Linked DNA regions of Mus musculus: region 2 is linked to region 1. Evidence: chromatin loops called from intact Hi-C (ENCODE). Cell type or tissue: left cerebral cortex. All regions are shown on one strand. Each heading gives the region's core, and the rest is flanking DNA. Links, peaks and the distances in the headings are about the cores only.

Region 1 (6,284 bases), core at 806-5,805:
TATGTAGTTATGGATGCTCTATGGTCTGTCTTTCTCTAGTTTACCGTTGGACCCAACTGGGTCCTTGGTACCTGGTTGGAAGCAACACTGGCATCTGTGTGTGGGACTGTGCATTTACAGCAAGGGAGGGGGCACTGGTGAAGGGGCTCCTGATGGGCAGAAGCGCACAGCCAGGAAACAGTATCCATCCAGCCTTGAACCTGGGGCTGTACCGGCACATCTCAGCCTCCATCTTCTCCTCTGCTTTCCAGCTCCACGTCTTTTAAGCCTCTTGGAACACTCTGGCACACAGCTATAGCTTAAGGGCCATTTGTCCCTGTAAGTGGATGTGCAGGCTCTGGGGACCCTTTCTGCATTTCCCCACCCCCTGCTCATGCCGTGCTCCTCCGCTGCAGACCCCCCTGGGGTGTTGGCTTTGGGATGCCTTCTGGGTGCTGATCCTTGGTCCTGCCTTCACAGCCCGGCTCTTCTCTTTGGCCTTCAGAGGGCAGAGTGTTAAGCAAACACCTTCCTCAAAAGAAAAAAGCTGCATTGTCCTCTTCTGAGTTCATGGCCCAGCCTCGAGAGCCAACTGCCCTGGCTTATGGATTGCTAAGTGTGGAACTACTGTGTGTGTGTGTGTGTGTGTGTGTGGGGGGGTTGCAGAGCTTTTAACCCAAAGGGTCATTCCTTTGGGGGTAGGAGCTTGTAGCTGAGAAGTGTCAGGAGGTGAGCAGGCTGCCTATGGGTAGTAGGGCCCTTAGCGCGCACTGTGGGAGAACAGGAGAGTTGCCAGTGGCCTAAGCTGAAACCTACCCAGCGTCTGTCTCCTTGAAAGTCTTGGCAGATGTCCCTATCACATCGCTGTGACAGAGACACAGGGCTCATTCTGCAGGTTCCCATTTTGATACAGAGGCAGGTTTTCTGCCCCATCTCCTTGAGAACAAGCCGCTATTTCCTCGGGCTACCCCGGTGCCTAGGTACTAGGTTTCTAAAGTTTTAATGATTAATCTTTTTGGTTTTGGTTTGTTCTAACAGGGTGGAATGAGAAGCTGTGTGTGTGTGTGTGTGTGTGTGTGTGTGTGCATTACCTTTTTAAAATGTAAATAACAGGAACACAGAGCTAACTCCCATCCTGTCCTGCATTGCTAGGTAACTCCTTAGGCAGTTCCCTGAGACCCCATGAGGTTGGTGGAGAGGGAGAACGGTCCGCTCAGCCAGGCGTGTTCAGCAGTGCCCAAGCGAGACTCGAGGGAAGCCCATGGAGTTGGGCACAGGCCTCCTTCTTATCTTCTGAGCCTGCCACCTCAAACCCAGACAAAAGCTGTCATTTTTTTTTTTTCTAAGCAATCCTCTGTGTCTGAGCTTGGGGACCTCGCTCCAAGATCATCTTCTCTTCCCTCTTCCAGCCGCTCAGCACTGCCTGTCAGCCCTTTGCTCATCCACAGGCAGGTCCTTTCTCCTGCCGGTTCCTCTCGTCCTCTTCTTGGGGTTTCCGGTTTACTCAGCCCTCTTTGTGAACAACTCGGGATAGGCGGTGTCTGTCAAAGCTGGAGGTGAGAGAGATGGGCTGGTCACCAGGGGAGCTGGCCCTGTGTTTGATTCCACACTCCTTACTTCATTGAACACCCAGAACATTCATTGGTCATCTAGGCTCCAACTTTCCTTTGCTTAAATGTCCATTAAAGCAAGAAAACAAAGCCACAACGTGCGCGCGCGCACGCACACACACACACACACACACACACACACCCATCTTTACCCCAGACCTCATGCGTGCTCTGCAGGCTCTCCTTTGCTGCATTCTGTCCCCAGCACTGTTCTGGAGCTGTTGACCTTACTGTCCTGTGAGCGAAATGCTCTCCGTGCAAAGCCTGCCTTCTGATTGGAATCTGGGTACTTCCCTGGCTTGGCTGTCATGTGACCCCATCCTCAGTGGCCTCCGTGACCCCAGGGCAAGGGCAGCCAGCTACAACCCCCAGCCTGCTGTGCTCTGCACCCCTAAGTTGGGGGTGTGTGGCCAGCTGGCTGAATTAAGTAGCTTTTTGATGTTTGGTTTCCATTGTGTTCAGAGGCTGTAAGTTGGTCATACATCGAGGGACACCTGCATGTGGCCGCCTGTCTCTCCCAGCCCTGCAGGCACTGTTGGCTTCAAGACAGTTGTCAGGTCCCCTGCCAGCAAGAGGCTTCTAGATACCAATTGCTGTGACTAGTGAGGCCAGAAGCCTTACGATCTAAAGGAGGGGTCCTGGGTGCCAGAGGGGGTGTTATTATTCAGGGCCCGTGCTTCTTGGATGTGGCCCTCCCTGTTCACGTTTTCCTCTTTTAGGGTCCTCATTAAAAACAAGATTAGAAGTCCCGTTTTACAGCCGTGTTGTTCACAGGAGCAGGTTAACACAACAGAGTCAAACAGTTTCCTTAGCTGGAAAGTGTTCTTTTTACTGAGTTCAAATAAAACTAGACAGTAGCCCTGCGGGCCATGACACGGGCCTCCTCACCACGCTGGGTAGTCAGCCTGGCCTGGCAGTAGCTCCCTGTCCCCTGTACCTGTACCTGTACCTGCTCCCTTACCTGTGGCTTCTTTACAGCCTTTCCAGTCCTCAGGGTCAGCTGTAGTGTCCCCCTGCTGTGGCTCCTGAGACCGAGCCCTTGCCCGGAGACAAAGGTCCCCCAGGACTGGCTGAAGTGTCCCACCTGGTGCTCAGTGCTGGGACCACGATGCTTGGTTGATCACGGCATGAGTGCTCTGAGCACGAGTTCTGCTTGGTCAGTCTCAGAACGGCTGCAGTGTTGGTCTTTGGTTGGTCTTTGTATGGCATGTTCTCTGGAGCAAAGCACATGGTTCTTTATATTTTGTCTCTGTTCATTGGGACTTGCATGGGCTGTGACAGACCTATTCTTGCGGTTGACACGGTGCCACCCTCTGCTAGGGAGTCATTTTGGGCAGGTTGTTTTTTGACAAGAGACTCTATGAAATAAAAAGTAAATTTAAGTCCAGGGCATCCAGACTGTTGGGGTATGGCGCCCTCTAGTGTCCAGGTAGCATCATCACAATTGCATCTCTAAATCTACCCGTTTTCTGCTGTACTGAAAATCCGGCCCTTCCCTTTCTCACTGGGGTTGAACAGTGCTTTAGAAAAGTCTGGTGCACACCTTTAATCCCAGCACTCGGGAGGCAGAGGCAGGTGGATTTCTGAGTTCGAGGCCAGCCTGGTCTACAAAGTGAGTTCCAGGACAGCCAGGGCTATACAGAGAGACCCTGTCTCGAAAAGCCCCCCCCCCCCAAAAGTCTCAGACTATTAAGTATATCGAAGAAGGGGCCTTTGGGTGCTAACGTTCAGTATGTGCCCCCCACCCATACCCACGCGCAAATGGTGACTTCTCCGCTGTGTTATTTCTGCAGGACTGGCCTGGTGGCAGGGACGTCAGCCTTGCCTAGGTGGGTGGGAGAGGGTTATGGCTTCCCTGATCCAGGAACTCTGCCTCCCAGCATTCTGCTTGCAAGTCAGTGTGGACTCCCTGTGGAGCCAGGGATGGGACCTAAAGCACGCGGGAGATAAATGCTTGGCCACCGAGTCCACCGAGTCCCCATCTATGGACAAAGGGAGTCTGGGAATGTTGCAAAGAGATGTGTGTAAGAAAATGTTTGCTATGTGGGTGATTGGCATACGTAGGAGCAAGTAGAGCATATGGTACATGTCTGACTCCTCTTTGCGGGCCTCCAGGAACCTGCTGATTGGTCACTCCAGCAGCTGGATGTGAGTCTACATCCTGAGGCTTGCAGCTAGGATATCTGGGACCTTTTATCCTGTTAAGTTTTGTACTTCCACACGTGGAGCCCATTCAGGGCCAGGGCCAGGGCCAGGTCATCCAGACTCTTGGGGTATGGCGCCCTCTAGTGTCCAGGTAGCATCATTACAAATGCATCTCTAAATCTACCAGTTTTCTGCTGTATTGAAAATCCTGCCCTTCCCTGTCTCACGGGGGTTGGACAGTGCTTAGTAAAGTCTCAGACTGTTAAGTATATCTATGCCTCCTCTCATACCGGAGGTGTTAAAGGCAGTTTTCAAACAATGTTATATTTATGAGCAAGAATAAGGGCAGGAGTGGCTGCCCTTATCTATCAAGGATGGCTGTGAGTTTAAGCTCAGTTGTAAAACACTTGCCTAGGATCTGTGCAGTGCAAAGTTTTATCCTCGGAACAAACCAATCATTAATCAATAAGTCAATCAAATAACAAATCAAGAAAGAAAAACTAAGATAAAGCCACTGAAAGAGCTAGGGTAAAATACTTGGCCACAGCCTTTGCCGTGGCTGGGCTGACCAGAATACAATTTAGTATCCTCTAGAAAATTCTTGATCTATCTTTAGATAAAAGATTCACGTACCCATCACTGCTTTAGATGGCCATGTGGGGATCCTGAGTGTCAGACATCATCACTAAGAACTGTGGTATACAGGGAACACATTGGTGGCTGTTGGGGGTGGTGGTAGATGCCTTTGGAAAACCTTGAAGCTTAGACCCCACTTGGTGTCATCTCAGTCAGTTGGAGGGGATTGGCTCCGCCCACCTCTGAGCTTTGGGCTCAATAGCTGTGGTGCTGGGCCCAGAACCTGGTGTTTATGGAAGCCCCTCCTCCACCCCACCCCCACTGTGGTAGTCCCGGTGGCCTCGGAACCCCACTGGTCTAGGTAAGGGAGGTGGAAGTCTCTCCTTTCGCTTCCCTCTATGAACGAGAGGTTGGCAGCAGGCTTGTCAGCAGTAGGCTTGTGGGGACCTGTGACGAGTGTCGCACACATTAGGAGGACCATCCTGTTTTCCAGATCGCTGGAGTGCAGATGTCTTTTGCTGCTGAATGGCAAAGGCTGGCATCCTCATGAGAAAACCAACCCCGGCCTTGGCCAGGGAACTCCATAGCTTTGCTCTGCCCCAGCATGACTGTCCTCAATAGACAGCTGGACCTGACCTACCAGGAGCGTGACTCTGTACTCCTTTGTTCGAGCCTTTGGCTGCTATAGTGCTGTGGTATCAAGAAAAAAGTTGAAAGGGGTTCATCAGAAACACCCAGTCTATCATAGAAAACCCTAGGGCGGAGCATGACTTTGCCTCTTACAGCTCTGTGGCTTCCTCTTGGGTACAGAGGGCTGTGTGTTTGCCCTGACAACAAGATAACCCACTGTAGGGCGTTCCTGGAACCAGCCATTGGTTGGGGACTCTTTCCAGGACCAAATTTTAGGTTTTGTGGGAGCTCTAGCCTTTCCTTTCAGACCCCAGCTACAGCACACAGCAGTTGGTCATTAAGGCTTCTGTGGTTGCCATGGTGAGAGAGCCTCTTCTGCTGGCCTGGGCCTGTGGGATTGAACAAGGAGACATAGCCCACATTCTTTGAAGTGATTTTCACTGGTTAATCTGCTCTGCTTCAATCTCTAGGTTCTCTGTGTGTGTGTGTGTGTGTGTGTGTGTGTGTGTGTGTATGTGTGTGTGTGTATGTGTGTATGTGTGTGTGTGTATGTGTGTGTGTGTGTGTGTGTGTATGTGTGTGTGTGTGTGTGTGTGTATGTGTATGTGTGTATGTGTGTGTGTGTGTGTGTGTATGTGTGTGTGTGTATGTGTGTGTGTGTGTGTGTATGTGTGTGTGTGTATGTGTGTGTGTGTGTGTGTGTGTGTGTGTATGTGTGTGTGTGTGTGTGTGTGTGTGTGTGTATGTGTGTGTGTGTATGTGTGTGTGTGTGTATGTGTGTGTGTGTGTGTGTGTGTATGTGTGTGTGTGTGTGTGTGTGTGTGTGTGTGTGTGTTGTCATAGCTGAGCCATGCACAGGGTCACCTGGGCAGTCAGGTTCTGAAGCTGGAGCATCTGAGGTTTAAAAGGTGAGGGTCCTAGAACATGCCTGTCACCTCTTAATCGCGTTCTCACGCCCGGCCAGGAAAGACGCAACAGACCAGAATCTTCTGCGGCAAAACTTTATTGCTTACATCTTTGGGAGCCAGGAGGGCAAGCGCCCAGCGCCCAGCCCCAAAAAACGAAAAGCCCCTTCTATTACATCTTTAGGAGCCAGAGCTCCGGCGCGCGCGCTCTATTGTTTACATCTTTAGGCAGCGAGCGAGCGCAGGGCGCGCAGAGCCAGAGAGATGCCAGCGAGAGAGAAATGGCGGAAACCCCGTCCCCTTTTTTAGGAGAGTTATATTTCGCCTAGGACGCATCACTCCCTGATTGGCTGCAGCCCATGGCCGAGCTGACGGTCACGGGAAAGGTAGAGTACAAGTAGTCATAAAATACCCTTGGCACATGCGCAGATTATTTGTT
Region 2 (6,284 bases), core at 424-5,423, 110 kb before region 1:
AAAATCTGATTTTTTTAAAAACAGAAACTCATTAGAAACTTTAAACTATATATACTTTTTTTATTTTGAGATAAAGAATTAATGTAGTTCAGGCTGGCCTTGAATTTACCACTTAGCCAAGGATAGCCTTGAGCCTCTGATCCTCCTGCCTTTATATCCAAGGAGCTGATATCCCAGGCATGAGCCGCCAGACTATTTTATCCAAGGCTCAAGGACAGAGCCCAGGCCTCACAGATACTAACAAGCATTCTGTGAACTGAGTTCATCCCCAGCTCTGACTTCTGATCGTGTTTTGATTTTTTAGCATTCAAGAGTTAGTGAGATCTACCTTTGAGTGAAGAGCTGACGTGACCCAGGATGGCTGACTCCATTCTCCTGCAGCACGTCAGCTCAAATATGTGCTAGGAGAATGGGAGCAGAGATAGAAATACAGAGGCCGGAAGTCCTTGGATCTCTCTCCCGGCCTCTCTCTCTCTCTTAGTCTCTGTCTCTGTCTCTGCCTCTCTCTCTGTCTCTCTGTCTCTGTCTCTCTCTCTCTCTCTCTCTCTCTGTGTGTGTGTGTGTGTGTGTGTGTGTGTGTGTGTGTGTGTGTATGTGTATAAAATACAACCTGCCCAGTCTACAGGATGTTTACTTGTCTGTATGTTTTCAGACCGACCGTTCGGTATTGGATAACCAGTTGGTATGCTCTTCCCTGGGGAAGACTGTTTCTCCCACTCTCCACCTTCCTTAGTGGCCTGTACTTCTCTGTGCAGGGTTAGGGCTCTGTGGGCTTTCTCTGGACCACATTAGCATGTCTATTGGTGTGGTCCTTCTTCAGCTCTGTTTCAGTACAGTCTACATGTAACTTAGTCATGGGGAAACTTCATAAATTAAGCTTCTGACAACCTCACAGCAAACTCCCCAACCTTCTGGCTCTTAGTCTTTCTGCCCCCTCTTCCTGAACTGTAGGTACAAGGATTTGTGTACTAGGTGTATCAGTTAGAACTGGGTCCACAACTCTGCATTTGATTGCGTGTGTTTTCCTATTGTGGTTGGCAGGCCTGATGCATCTTCTCAAATGAACAGCCAGTTTAATTAGAACCAGAGCAAAAATTATCGAAATTATAATAGGAAAAAAAAAAGTCAGATCATGTGGAGTGGGTATCTATTAGGGCCCCCATCAAACAAGAGAGCAGTCATTTCCTAGTGAGGCAAATGAATTTTAAATACTAAGATGGAGTTGGGTGTCTAGAAAGCAGAGCCTGGGGCAACAGAGACAAGCAAGAAAATGCCAGAGAAGCTGTAGGAGGGAAACACAATAACAGGAGAGGCAAGAAAGTAAATCCAAGGCCATCTTTGGCCATGATTTATCAAGAAATCGAGTCTAACTGTCGAATCCTGCATCATTCAGATGTAAGAGCATCTGTGGGAAGATGGAAACGTACAGCAGAAAAGACAAGCTAGTAACTACTCATTCTTCACGTCCCACACTCCACCTCTCCCAGGCCCACTTCCCTCACACTTTTGGGGTACACTTCCCATTATTCCAGGAAGCTGTGTGTGCCACGGAACTGTCCTAGCTCCAGCACCCACTCCCAGGAAGTCAGAGACCATGGCTGACATTAGGAGATGATCCGGTAGGCTGCAGACCAGACTGAGAGATGACCTGATGCTACCCCTGTCCGTAGGACTCCACTAGAGAAACACTAGGGAAATGTGGGTGTGGAGACAGCAGAAGGCATCAGAAGGCTCTCACGATTACAGAGGCCAGGAAGTCCAAATTCAGAGTGTGGGGAGGAACTCAAAACCCAGAGAACTGATGGTTCCCTTCCATTCCAAAGGGTGTTCACCCTGGGGGAGTCCGTTCTCACTTTGGGGGGGTGTCTTTTTGTTCTATTCAGACTTCCTGATGTTGGGATAAGCCTCCCGCCCCCAGATCAGAATAGGCAATCTGCTTTGTATCACCAATTAAAATGTTTGTTGTGGGACTAGCGATGTAGACACTTACCTAGAATGCAGAACCCCTGACACCGGATAAACCCAGTGTGCACACTGCTGTGATCTCAGCACCCAGGAGCTGGAGCAGAAGGATCAGAGGCAAGTTCAAGGCCATCAGTGAGACCCTGCCAGAAAATGCAAAGCAAAGGAAAGCAAAAATGATAAAATTTTTGTTGCCTCTTAAAAAAAAAAAAAAAAAAAAAAAACGGCCTTGTTAGAAACATCTAGAATACTTGACCAAATCTCCGGGAGTTCTGTGGCCCAGTCAGGTTGACACAGAAAAATGAGCCATCACAGGTGAGACCTGGTGGGGGCCACTCAGCTGAAGGACAGAGAATAGCCAGGGTTCAGGGTGCAGGCGGGTTCTGTCCGACTAAGCAGCCAGTTCCCAGGCAGTGGGCTCAGCCAGCAGCCAGCTGCACGGAGGCAGAAGGCGTTTCTGTGTAGTTTCTGTTCCTGCGGAAACTATGCCTGGTTGTCTGTCCGTCTGTCTGTCTGTCTGTCTGTCTGTCTGTCTCCTGCTGACTCGCCTCTCCCTGTTGCGTTCTTGCTTCTTCTAGCTGTGCGTAGTTAGAGGATCGTTTTTGCTTTTGCCATTCTTGAGAAGACTAGACAGAAAGGGGCTTGGCATTTTGCTTGGCACCAATTATCCCGCGCTGTGGATTTTGCCTCCCTGGCCGTTCCGCGATCACTGAGAGTGACTTCATGGGCCTGTAACAGAACAAGTGTGTGTCCCGGTGGGCGTGGGCGTGGGCGTGTCAAGGGGCTCACTGGGGCTTTGTTCTCCTTATAAATGGAAATGATGATGTCTTAAAATGGCTGGAAGACACACACGCTTGCTTGCTCTTTCCCGGTCTTTCTTCCCCTTGAGTGATTCTTTCCACTTCTGACCCACCCCTCGGCACCGCCCACGTGTCCCTGCCCATACATGTGTACCAGTCTCGCTGAGGACAGATCAACATTGTTCCAGCTGAGATCCACACGGCACCCTCACTCATAACAAGGCTTAGATTCTCTTTTTCACAGTCCCTGAAACCCTACCCCTTTTCTCCCCTCCTCCCGGACCCCCCCCCACCCCCCCACCCCCCCCACCCCCCACCCCCGCTTACTGTGCATCTCAGTCTGGATTTACATATTTCCAGGGTTCACCAGCCATCCATAGCTGCCATACTAGGGGAGACATAGATTCGAACCCTCGGCTGCACACTGCAGTCAGCTGGAGAGCTTTCAAAGGCTGAGGCCAGGGCCGGAGAGATCGCTCAGCAGTTAGGAGCTCTCGCTTCCCTTCTAGAGGCATTGGGTTTGATCCCCAGCACTTACATGGTGGGCCACAACCCTCTGTAATTCCAGTTCTGTGGGACCTGATATGCCCTTCTGGCTTCTGTAGGCACTCGGCATACACAAGGTACACAGATATTCAGTATTTATATGCAGGCATGCAGGCAAAACACCCATACACATAATTATTTTCTAAATTCTGATGTCTAGGCCATAGCTCAGGGCCATTCCAAGCTTTTATTATTACATCTTATTTGGGGGTGGGAGCATGTGCTCACAGGCACGTGCATCAGGGTTTGAATGGAGCTCAGAGGACAGCTTGAGAGAGCAGGTTCGCTTCTCTCACTATGTGGGTTCTGGTGTTTGGACTCAGGTCAGGGTTAGCGACAAGCACCTTTACCTCCTGAGCCATCTCAGCTTCCCTGTTTCTATTTTGTTATTTGTTTTGGTTGGTTGGTAGTTTGGGTCGTTTATTTATTTATTTAAACAGTCTTAAGTAGCCCAAGCTGACCTCCAATTCTCCCAATGATAGAGAATTATCATGGGCCTAATCCTGTCTCCATTGGGATTAGAGGCATACAACACTGTACCTAGTTTCTAGGTTGCTAAAGGTTGGGCCCAGGGCTCCCTGGATAGTAGGAAAGCACTTTACCGACTGAGCTACACCCCGATCTCCTCCTGGTTTTAATTTAAAACCTGGCTGAGCTGGGGTCTAGGCTCCTGTAAAGTAGACAGTGTCACAAACCACACTGGTATAAGGTTCTGTCCTGGAGAGGCAACTCCCTCCTCTGTTATGACCAGTCCCGTCTTTCCCTCTGAGACCCACACTGTAAGCAGAAATTAAGCAAGCTTGGGTCACAGGAGGGAGAAAAGCCGGAACAGGGGGTATTAAATTCTGTCTGACAGGCAAGAGGGGACAAGCCAAGCTCCCTTGGCTTCTCCGGGTTTGTTTACCAACAGGCTCAGTAAGTGTTGGCTTTGCTGCTGCCCTGCCCTTTGGGCTGGCAAGACATTTCCCACCCCCTCTGCCAGAGCGTTCTCTGAGAATCGAGAAGCCATTAGGAGCACTTCGTGTTTAGCAGGGTTTGCCCCGGTTCCTCTCCGGGAACTTCTGAAGGGCTCAGAGGCATTTCCACGAGGAGTCAGTCTCCATCCCTGGAGAGAATGAAGGGATCAAGGTGGCAGGCGGCCAGGAACACTGCCACTTTTACACAATCCATCCCTCTTTGCCCTAGACAAGTGAACTCTCCCTCTCCTCAAAACGAAGCCAGCCCAGATGAACCGCAGGGTTTTAAATGCATCCAGGAGTGATTGTTTGTGGGGGGAACTGACTAAACAAGGCGTGAGTGATCCAACCAGTCGGAATGCAAACACAATCACATCTGGGTGCCCTGGGGTCCAGTTATGGCAGCTCTCTCTCTCTCTCTCTCTCTCTCCCTCTCTCTCTCTCTCTCTCTCTCTCACACACACACACACACATACACCTGAGGTGCCATACTTCAGGGGTGGCAGAGGGCTGGCATCCATGCATCTGGAGGGACCAGAAACTTGCTAAGGGTTTCCTGGAGATTGGAAACCAGAGGAAAAAAATATACAGAGGAGTAGGGGATGCTTGCCCTGTCTTTCCTCTTTTTATTTTTTTTTAAACTATGCATATGTGTGTAGGGCAAGGTATGTGCCCATGACTGCAGGTGCCCTAGATACTACACGTGTCAGATGCCCCCCACCCTGGGACTGGACTATCTGGAGTGGATGCTGGGAACAGATTTTGGGCTGTAAATTCTGCAAGAGTAGTGAGTGGTCTTAACTACTGAGCCACCTCTCCAGTCCTTCCTTTATGTTTGGAGGGTGTCAGTTTCAAGTTAATAAAATTGACAACTGACCCAAGAAGATAGTTCTTGCACCATACACACTTAGGAGACGCACCGAGCTCGGTCTCTGCTGCTGGGTCAGGTGGCTGTCTGTCAGTTGTCACTTAAGGCGCCAGCCTTTGTTTGTCAAAACCTCCCAGTAGAGAAGACGAATCGACCCCTGTATCCTTGTCTGTCTAGTCTGTCACCCTTAGTTGCAAATAGCAAGCTAGGTCAGAGGCGCAGTGTATCCACAGAGAGGTCGTGCCGTTCCAGCAAATCCTTTGGGATCCCTGGCTAGGAGATGGCTCAGTGGGTGAAAAACACTTGCTACATACACAGTATGAGGACCCAAGCTCAGCTAGCACCCATGTGAAAAAGCCAAGTTTGGTCATGCGTAGTCCTGCAACTTGAGCACTATGGGGAACAGAGATGGGAGGATAACATCTGCTGGCCACTAGGTTCAGCTCAAGGTTCAGTGAGAGACCCTCTCTTAAGGGAATAAGAAAGAGGACGATAGAAGAGACACCCAGCATCTTCCTCTGGCATGTGTGTGTGTGTGTGTGTATCTCTGTGTATGTATGTGTGTGTGTGTGTCCCATACAATACACATGCCTAATAATAAATTAGCTTAGGAAATGGTGAGCTGCTGTGCCTCCGTGTTTTGTAAACAATATAAATAAAAACGGGAAAGAGGCAAAGCTTGGTAAAGGATGCTGGGCTTGCTGGGAACAGACTGAGGAGACCAAGGCTCAAAGTCCCCGTGTGTGCAGACACACAGATGATCCACGAAGCTCGTGCTAACATCCCACCACCTCCTGCTTGTAAGCCAATGGATGGTGTGTCTGCACACACCGGGACTTTGAGGCACAGCAGCTCACCATTTCCCAAACTAAAAAATGAGAAGTTGTTGATTCACAAAAAGAGTCCAAGGATCCTGGCTTCGGGCGCAGTTTGCTCCAGGGGCTTAACGTACATCTTTGAGCTTCTGCCTATTTTTCTTTCTCAGTTCTGCCTTCATCAGTTTAGGCTTTTATTACCAGGTTCTGTGTCCTGGAGCAGTGGCCTCCCAGGAACAATCCCAGGTTCATGACCAACAAAAATAGGCCCTATGCTTCTGACATTCCAGTGTGATTCATTGTGACCAGAGATGGAACGCCATCACTCTACAGGGCA

Evidence for each region. Hi-C counts contacts between places; a loop is a spot of excess contacts. Peaks named below come from ENCODE experiments on the same cell type or tissue, not always from the same donor. Only the 100,000 strongest peaks of a DNase experiment are listed, where the experiment ranks them.
Region 2: a loop joins it to region 1, with 4 times the contacts of the local background. A loop is called at or near these places in 28 of 42 quality-filtered maps.

The regions. Positions count from the first base shown.
Region 1 is chr11:113,173,082-113,179,365 of GRCm38, reverse strand. The region is part of intron 1 of 2610035D17Rik (RIKEN cDNA 2610035D17 gene); the gene reads left to right. It overlaps LOC115487747 (a long non-coding RNA gene), which reads left to right and starts at 6,283. Exons shown (of 2, transcript XR_003949613.1): 1 at 6,283-6,284. In left cerebral cortex, for the core only: CTCF peaks have their summits at 3,007 (motif pointing left) and 3,868 (motif pointing left); DNase peaks (open chromatin) are centred at 810, 2,997, 3,589 and 4,863.
Region 2 is chr11:113,281,655-113,287,938 of GRCm38, reverse strand. All of the region lies in intron 7 of Slc39a11 (solute carrier family 39 (metal ion transporter), member 11), which reads left to right. Among named protein-coding and RNA genes, the nearest start is that of Gm51927, 24 kb to the left of the region's middle. In left cerebral cortex, for the core only: no CTCF peak of the experiment used is centred there; DNase peaks (open chromatin) are centred at 2,759 and 4,404.